Linked DNA regions of Mus musculus: region 2 is linked to region 1. The links are chromatin contacts, found by Hi-C or POLR2A ChIA-PET in ENCODE. All regions are on one chromosome and are shown on one strand. The core of a region is the stretch at or near the end of the contact, and the rest is flanking DNA. Distances in the headings are between cores, read along the strand shown.

What was found. Hi-C counts contacts between places; a loop is a spot of excess contacts on that map. ChIA-PET counts read pairs that join two places held with the same protein, here RNA polymerase II (POLR2A).
Region 2: a map of gastrocnemius shows a loop between it and region 1 (4-fold over the local background). The contact joins the promoter of Leng1 here to the promoter of Tfpt in region 1. A Hi-C loop is called at or near these places in 5 of 37 maps with a recorded cell type or tissue (gastrocnemius, heart, mature B cell and 2 more). POLR2A ChIA-PET finds 5 or more read pairs at or near these places in 4 of 5 experiments (Patski and embryonic stem cell).

Annotation. Positions count from the first base shown.
Region 1 is chr7:3,628,636-3,633,035 of GRCm38, forward strand. Tfpt (TCF3 (E2A) fusion partner) reads right to left here and starts at 1,294. Exons shown (of 6, transcript NM_001290381.1): 1 at 917-1,294; 2 at 193-451. The coding sequence starts at 939. Prpf31 (pre-mRNA processing factor 31) reads left to right here and starts at 1,350. Exons shown (of 14, transcript NM_027328.4): 1 at 1,350-1,421; 2 at 1,923-2,107; 3 at 2,210-2,270; 4 at 4,033-4,116. The coding sequence starts at 1,931. Gm15927 (a long non-coding RNA gene) reads right to left here. Exons shown (of 6, transcript XR_003946711.1): 5 at 3,563-3,860; 6 at 2,436-2,768.
Region 2 is chr7:3,664,257-3,668,916 of GRCm38, forward strand. Leng1 (leukocyte receptor cluster (LRC) member 1) reads right to left here and starts at 1,584. Exons shown (of 4, transcript NM_027203.3): 1 at 1,060-1,584. The coding sequence starts at 1,191. It overlaps Tmc4 (transmembrane channel-like gene family 4), which reads right to left. Exons shown (of 15, transcript NM_181820.2): 11 at 3,185-3,368; 12 at 2,792-2,922; 13 at 2,563-2,718; 14 at 1,846-1,924; 15 at 1,498-1,752. The coding sequence ends at 1,684.

The sequences.
Region 1 (4,400 bases), core at 44-2,543:
GACTACTTAGGGTGCCTGGCACAGACTTAGACCCACATGGATCTGTTCACTTGTTCAAGTACAAAAGGAAAGGGAAAAAGAAGGACATGAGGAGGAGGAGGAGGCGGTATGAGGAGGGGGTGGTGTTGGCATCGGCAGCGAGGCGGCAGTTCTGGCGAGAGGACCCCCAAATGGGAATCCACACTTACCTACCTGCTCGATCTCCCGGCAGCGCCGACCTAGTGCCTGGTACTTTCTACGATTTAGTTCCCGCTGGCGACGCCTTCGACCCCGGGCTGCCTCTTCCTCTTCATCTCGCTCCCGGAGTCCTGAATCACCCAGACCACCGGACACAAATTCCACTTCTGTCTCTAGCTCACTTTCTAGGATGTGGCCACCAAACAGGGGAGGCAGAGCCAGCTCTGAGCCTGGTGGCGCTGAGAACTCTTCAAAGCCCACGGCTGCCATGGTCCTGTAGGGCCAAGAAGTTTTAGGAGCCTATATTCTGGCTCTCCAAGTCCCTCCCAGGGGGACTTAGGTCCAGGCCCCAGCCTGGAGCCCAGATCCTAGCCCTCTCCTCCATCACACCCAGCAGCCCAGACTCTAGCCCTCCTCCCTCCTACCAAGAAGCCCAGACCCTAGCCCTTCTTGGTCACTGCCAGGGATCCAGGCCCCAGTCCTCGTCCCTAACAATGAGGAATCAGACCCTAGCCTCCTCCCTCAGACTTTGGAGCCCACACTCCAATCTCCTTGCTCTCAGATCCATAAGAACAGCAAATTCCAAATCTCCCCTACGATGCTCCAGTACTGCCTCCGGTTCTCCCACAGAGATTCGAAAAGAAAGCAACTGCACGAACTTCCCCATCGTCCCTGAGAGCACTACAGCCGATCGTTGCTGTTTTTGGAGTCCCCGTTTACACAAAGCTCAGCTACTCACCCCTCTCTCTGTTCCAACTCCATTTCTCTGGTCAAGAGACACCTCAAGCCTCAGAGAGGTGGAGTCTTGCGCAAAACTACCTCTCCCATCAGGCCTTGCGACACAGGAAAACTGGGAATTAAAGTTTCCTACTCTGCCTTCGTTTGCACCCGACTCCAAATTGCGGCTTGAAGCCTTCGGTTTATCCTCTAGCGCCTGCACCGATCGTCCACGTTGTCACCTTCTTTACTCCTGTCTTGTCGCAGTGTCGACTAGCCAAAGCGAATCTCTGTTTAGCAGGCTCAATCCACGGCGACGTACGACTTCCCCTAGCCCTAGAACCCAGCACTCCCGGTCGCCGTCCCGCGAGGCGGCTGCTAATAAAGTTGTTGTCCAAACGCTGCCGGAAATGTCGTAAACGGCCAATCAAAACACAGATTTATCGGCGGCAAGTAAACGTCATCAAAGAGAGCCGAAGCTCTGGGGAAGCAGATTTCTTGGAAACGATTGTGAGAGGATCGAAGCGGTGAGTGTGATGGAGAAGAAGGGATGGCCGGAAGCCAAGCTACTGGAGGAGAAAGTGTAGCGGGCGACTTAAATCATAGTATAAATAATAATATTAAACGTATGGAGCGCCTTAGAACTAATATTCAAGACGTGAGTGGATCACAGCATAACTTTAGGCTGAAATATGGCACGTGGGCCAGACGGGTGGAATGAAAGAACTGAAGGCAGGGTGAGGGAGCAAAGAGCCGGGTTAGGCAAAGATGAATAGTTGCTCAAAGACCCAGAGGTGTGGGGAAAAGTTGCCAGGTCAGGTGGTACCTGGAGGGATGTGCTGTGTTCTGTGTGGGTAGGAACAGGAGACAACCTCCGTGAACTAAGCAAGCTGTGGAGCCTGCGTGCGGCTACAGGAGCTGATGAAGAAGAAACTTAAGGGGATCCGGGAGAAGGTGCTCCTTCTGGTGATATGAGTGGACAGGGTCAAGATGCAGTATTAGGGAACCCCATTCTCCCTTTCCCATAGGCCTTGGGATGTCTCTGGCTGATGAGCTCTTGGCTGACCTCGAGGAGGCAGCAGAAGAAGAGGAAGGAGGAAGCTATGGAGAAGAGGAGGAGGAGCCAGCAATTGAGGATGTACAGGAGGAGACCCAGCTGGATCTTTCTGGAGATTCAGTCAAGAGCATTGCCAAGCTATGGGACAGCAAGATGGTGAGGTGGCACCCTTTAAGTCAGCGTTCCTAGGGAGGAGTGGCCGGAGAGCAGTTCTTTCTGAGAGGCCTAGTTTCTGACTGTGCTCTCCTTCCTCATCAGTTTGCTGAGATCATGATGAAGATTGAGGAGTATATCAGCAAGCAAGCCAACGTGTCGGAAGGTGCCTCCCACCCTCACTTTCCTCTGCCCATTCTGACTCCCCGACTCTCTTGCTCCTTATGGTTTTATCACCAAGTGTCTCCCTCCTCAGCTTTCCTCAGAGCATTCATTCTTCTTTTTTTTTTTAAATCCAGTTACTGACCCTCTGAAAACATACTGCATTGTACCCAGACATGATATGTGTTTATATCTCACCACTTAGGAGACTGAGGCAGCAGGTACATGAATGAGTTCAAGTCCAGTCTGGTCAGAGTCAGCCTGGGTAAAACCCTGTCTCAGAAATAGGTACATTCATGGAGTTGGAGAGATAGTTAAGAGTATCTGCTGCTCTTCCAGAGGTCTTGGGTTTAGTTCTTAGCATCCACATGGGTCATAACTATCTGTAACTCCAGTTCTTGGTGATCTGACATCTTCTGCTCTCCATGGGCATTATATATATATTATGCACATCAGGCAAAACGCATACATACATTTTTTTTAGAAGAAAGTGAGACAACACCTATGTTTAAAAAAAAGGAAGAAAGAAAAATAAACATGCATATTGTACTATAAAACTGATGTGTTTTCTAATTGTGAGAAGACTTGTCTCTGGGTTCTCTGAACTATAGGACCTTTTCCACATCCACAGACAGGGTGTGTACACATGTATGTACGTATATTTTTAAATATGGAGACAAGGTTTCACTCTGAAGTTCAGACTGGCCTAGAAGTTACTAGGTAGCCTATAGTGGCCTTGAACTCTCAGCAACCATCCTTTTTCAGCCTCCTGAGTGTGAGGCAGAAGCAACCATGCCCACTCTGTAGTCCCTACAGAAGGGACTGACTAACCCTGCATTGGGTCAGGGAAGAAGTGCCCCCTGTTGGAATTTGAGTACTTGTGCTAACCCTGGGGAAGGAACAAGGGCTGTTAATTCACTGAGTGATGGGAGTCTCCCAGCCAGCTTCTACAGGGATTCCAAGTGGCAGGCAGAGAAACTTCTTGTTCCGTAAAGCCAAAGAAAGTCACAGAACGTGACTGCCTGATGTCAAGTTTGATGAATCAGGTCTGCTCATGTCAGGTGTCTTAACTAGTGGGGGAAGTGGACACAAAGCCTGTCTAGCAGAGGTGGCCCAATTCATGCAGACTGTCACCCTTCTGGGGTGGAGGTGGGGGGTTGTTTAATGCCCTCAGAGTTTTAATGACCTAAAGGGACATGTGAGGCCACATTACTCAATACCAATTTAATTGTCTATGCATAAAGTGTGGTTTCTAGAAACAGACTTAAGGAATGTCCCAGGGAGATGGAGCAGTACCTGTGAAGGCAGGAGGAGTGAAATAGCCTTGAGTGCCCGGTGGCGGCTGGGAGGATGGAGCAGAAAAGCAGAAAGGATAATGCTGTAGAGCCAACGAGTCACCGGATCTCACTGAAGGGACTCCTGTGCTGTGTGCACCAAGGTTGCAGGTGTGGGGAACGTGGACCTCCATCTGTATGGGAGACCTTGAGTGCCAGTCTGAGGATCTTGCTCGCTAGCCTCAAGGCTTTGGGAAGCTATAGGAAGGTTTAATTTTGGAGCAAGATGAGGTCAAGACCAGATTGACCCAGAGGATAGACTGCAGGAGAAAGATGAGAAGCAGGAGTAAGGCTCCTGGAGAGGAATATAAGCCTCAGTGAATTCTTCAGCCCTTATGTAGCCCCCTCAGCCCCTCCTTTCTGATTCCATCCAGCCTCCACCTCAGTCCCCAGCTTCGTTCCTCCCCCATCCATATCCCTTCTTCTTTGTAGTGATGGGACCAGTGGAGGCAGCTCCTGAGTACCGAGTCATTGTGGATGCCAACAACCTGACTGTGGAGATAGAAAATGAGCTGAGTGAGTGATGGGAAGGGCTATGGAGACACCAGTATCCTGTGCTCTTCACTCTTTCGTTATGACCCAAAGGGAAGAACAGGCATGAACCTGGACCTCTTTTGTTTGCCTTTCTTGGGCAAAAATATTGCCCTGATTAGGTTCATCTTCTATAACAGAGTAACTAACATAAATTGTACTCTCCTCCATCATAAAAGTCTGAATAAGCAGGGCAGGTCTCGAGTCATCCTTTGACCCCCTTGAGCAGCCAGGCTTTGCCACCTCGTACGTGCTCCAGGATGATGCCC
Region 2 (4,660 bases), core at 334-2,833, 36 kb after region 1:
GGCTTGTTCAGCCATAGAGCCCCTGCCTTGTGTGTAGTTCCAAATTCAGTCCCCAACACAAGTATGTATATACTCCCAAACTTGTAAGGTAATCAAATATTGCTTTCTGGACAAAGGATCTAAATCCAAGGTATGGCTCCAGGTCACCACTCCAAGTACAACCTGACCCCAGATAGGGATGGTCTCTGATTCACAATTCTCCCCTTTCTGCAGCCTTAGTATCTGGGATTAATTACAAGCGTCACCTTTTTGTTTGTTTGTTTTGTTTTGTTTTGTTTTTTAAGACAGGGTTTTTCTGTGTAGCCCTGGCTGTCCTGGAACTCACTTTGTAGACCAGGCTGGCCTCAGAAATCCACCTGCCTCTGCCTCCCAGGTGCTGGGATCAAAGGCGTGCGCCACCGCCACTACCCGGCTTTTTTTTTTTTTTTTAAGCCCACACTAATTCATGATCAGATTGGCCAAGGGACTTAAGTGTAAACCAAACTAATCGAGTAACTTAGAGTCTGTGATGTGTGTGTGGTCTTCAATACTAGCGTTCAAGTGGAACAGGCAAGCTGAGTTCAAGACCAGCCTGGTCTACGTAGCCAGTTCCATAACAGCCACGGCTACACAGACCCTGTTCCAAATAAAACCTCCAGATGCTCTTTTCTTGGCAAGCAATGAGGGAGGGAGAAAAGACATGCCCAACGAAGTGGACCCCGGCTTGTCCGCCCTTTGCCCTCCTTGCTGAAGCCGTTGTACTCAGAGCAAGGTGACCGCACCCCTCCAAGTTGTTCTAAGAGGGAATTTCTCAAAGCAAGCGCTCAGAAGGAAGGGAGCATACACAGAGTGGGTGATCAGTAATTAACTTGTGCGGGCAACCTATAAAGTAATCAGAATATTTGTCCAACTCTTCCAGTATGCTAGTCTCTGGTCCCTCAACACCAGTGGGGAAATCTAGGAAGGTTTCTTGGAAGTTAGCACAGGATTTTCAGAGAAACATCGTCGAACACACAGACCCGCTCCCGGCACCGAGTGATAGCTAGGCCCGCCGCGCTTCTGGGCGGTCCCCAGGCTTACCTCTTGCTGGGCGAGCAGCACCCTCCGCTCCCGCTCCTTCTCCTCCTCCCGGGCCTGGGCCTCGTCGCGCCGCACGCGGGCAACATTGTCCTTGTTCCGGACGTGCCAGCTCTTCTTCGGCAAGATATTCATGGCTCCAGTGCCGACCTCGGACTGTCAGGCCCACTCTTCAGCACTTCCGATTGGCTCGAGGATGCTCCCGCCCCATGGTTCCACCCTTGCTCGTGCATTGGTTCTGGGCCAATTGTCACGTCCCATCCTAGCCTTGTTTAGAGATTATTGGCTGAGAGCCTTCCATCTCAGCCAATCCTAAGCATTTGTAACCTGAGTTGCTCCACCCCCGGACGCTGCTTGATGAGGCTGTTGCCTGTCTATTCCTTTAAGCAGACATAACCTAGCTCTTCAGGCCGATTTGGACCTGGCCCCTCCCCAAACCCCGTCCGAGGCTTCAGAACGGGGTTTCAAAACGCAAAGCGGCCTTGACTGTTGTTTATTAATACGGTTCAATTGAGAGTGTAGCATTCGGGTGGCAGAGGGCGGGGAATTTGGTTCCAGAGATGAAAGAGTCCCATCACTTGATATGAAGTCACTGAAGCTGAGGGGCTGAAGGTTCAGCCAGACTTATCAGGAAGTTCCATTCCTTGAGCTCAGAGCCACAGCTCGCTGGGCCAGGAAGACTTTATTCTGCACTTCCTGCGGGCAAAAAGGAGCGAAAGTGAAGCACACCTTTTCATTCTTCTTTCATAGTCTCATAGAGCCCTTTCCGGGGAAATCAGCCTGGCTCACCGTCTCTATCTGGCGTTTGAGCTCAGAGATGAGGCGTCCGTAACAGTTAGCCAGGGCTACGGTATACATCATCAGGATGCTATGGAAGACAGGAATGAAAATCACTCTAGAAAAACAATCATCTTCATCATATGGCTCCTTAGAAACCAGGCTGGAGAGATGGCTCGTAACCGGAGCACTGGCTGCACTTCCAAAGGACCGGGGTTCAATTCCCAGCCCCACATGGCAGCTTACAATTGTAACTCAAGTTCGTTACTTCACACAGACAGTCACACTGTCCAAATACCAACACACATAAAAATTAAATGAATAAGTAAATTAAAGAAACCAATATCAGGATCCTCAAATCCCTTAAAACCCTTTTTGAGACTCTGAACACAAGTCTTTATCCTCTCTCTTTAGACCCAAAAGTTCAGACCCTTTAACCAGAGGTTAAACTAGAGGTTCAGGCTCCATACCTCCTCCCCCTTCATCAAATCGATAAATCCACACCCTAGCCCTCCTTTCCTCAGACCAGGAATCCAAACCCAGATGTCTTTTCTTAGACCCTAAGCATTCACACTCCGACTCTCCTGCTCTTGATTTATAGGCATCCCGGCCAGCCCCACGTCTCTGTTGTATATAGGCACCCAGCCCACCTCTCTAGCACTCAGGTGCCCAGAAACTCCTTTCTCTTTCAAACACTAAATTACACACATTCAAAGTCTGACTGCTCACCTAGAGAGGATCAGAAGAGGTACAGTAAAAGCTTGGGTTCCCAGAAAGTAGAGAAAATTCTGGGCAGTCTGAGGGAGGCTCTCAATGGCCTCAGGGATCTGGGCCCAAATGGACAGCTTCCCGCGGAACGGGCCACACAGTTTCGAAGGTGGGATCCTGTAGGGGGAGACACACTGGATTCAGTCAAGTCGAGCTAGAGTGAGAACAAACAGAAGTCTCTCGTACTTACAGGAAGATACTGTAAAGCACGGGAACTGCAGAGATCGCCAGACCCACAAGGAGAACCAGGGGGAAAAAGAAGTTTGCCGTGGATGCTCGGAAGGTGCGGGAAGCCGGTGAGTAGATGGAGAAGAGGGTTATCTGGTAGGGAGAGGCGAGGAAATGGAGGTGTAAGACTCAAGAGTCAATCCTTTGCTTTTCCCTGTTTCTTATCTTGGAGCTTTGGCCTCCTTTGGGGGCTGGGACCAGATCTCTGAGCCAATAGGACTCTGACTTCCAGCTCCCTCCTCCCATCCTCAGGGCATAGTAATCAGGGCCCTGATAACCGTCCTCCTTTCTCTAGCCCAGGACTACAGCCTCCAACACCTGTCAGCTCAGACCCTAGGCTACTCCTCAGACTCACCTTCTTCAGGCAGAACAGTATGAGGAACTTAGCAGTGTTGATCAAAGGCAGTAAAGGGCAGAAGAAGCTTCCCACCCAGACCACGGTCTGCGCATAGATGAGCCCCAGCACCTCATCTGGCACCTGGAACTCCAGGGTTCCCGACAGACGACCCAGTGCCCCAGGACAGAGGCCACAGAGTATCCTGAAGGGCAGAGTGGGACAGTCATAGGCTGCCTTTTGGCTTTCCTAACTCTACCACCCAGCCCATTCCTTGATTTTATGTTTATTTTTTAAATATTTATTTTAAAAAAGATTTATTCATTTATTTTATGTATATGAGTACACTGTAGCTGTACAGATGGTTGTGAGTCTTCATGTGGTTGTTGGGAATTGAACTTAGGACATCTGCTTGCTCTGGTCAACCCCACTTGCTCATGCCCAACGATTTATTTATAAATAAATACACTGTTGCTGTCTTCAGACACACCAGAAGAGGGTGTCAGATCTCATTATGGGTGGTTGTTAGCCACCATGTGGTTGCTAGGATTTGAACTCAGGACCTTTGGAAGAGCAGTCAGTGTTCTTACCCGCTGAGCCATCTCACCAGCCCCAGCCCATTATTTTGAAAATGCTTTTGAGGAGCTGAGCTTTTGTGAGGTATGTCCAAGGACAAGCCTGATCTTAGTTAGCTGGCCTGAAACAATAAGATAGTAGGAGTTGACTGGGTAGTAGCTGTGTAAGCCTTTAATCCCAGCACTCGGGAGGAAGAGGCAGGTGGATTTCTGAGTTCGAGGCCAGCCTGGTCTACAGAGTGAGTTCCAGGACAGCCAGGGCTGTACAGAGAAACCCTGTCTCGAAAAGAAAAAAAAAAAAAAAAAGAAAAAACAAACAAAAAGTGGGTGGGGAGCTAGATGTGATGTGATGGCTTATACTGGTAATCAGAGCCACAGGGAGGCTAGATCACCACCAGTTCCAGACCAGCCTAAACTACAGTCAGCCAGTGTCTAGGAAAATAAAGGGGGATGGGAAAGATGGTCAGTGGTTAAGGGCCTTACACAGCCATGGTGGCACACACCTTTATTCCAGCACTTGGAAGACAGAGGCAGTTGGATCTCTGTGCGTTCAAGGCCAGAGTGAGTTCCAGGACAGCCAGGGTTGTGTAGAGACCCTATCTACACACACACACACACACACACACACACACACACAGAGGGAGGAGGGAGGGACAGTTTTCCCAGAGAATCAGAATTCAACTCCCAGAACCCACATCAGGTGGCTCACAGCTAACTATAATTTCAGCTCTAAGGGATGGCACCCTTTTCGTATTTCAATGGGCACCTGCACTCACATGCACATACCTATCCACTAACACGCAAACTTAAACAAATCACACACACACACACACACACACACACACACACACACAGAGAGAGAGAGAGAGAGAGAGAGAGAGAGAGAGAGAGATGGCTCAGCAGTAAAGAGCATTCACAAGAA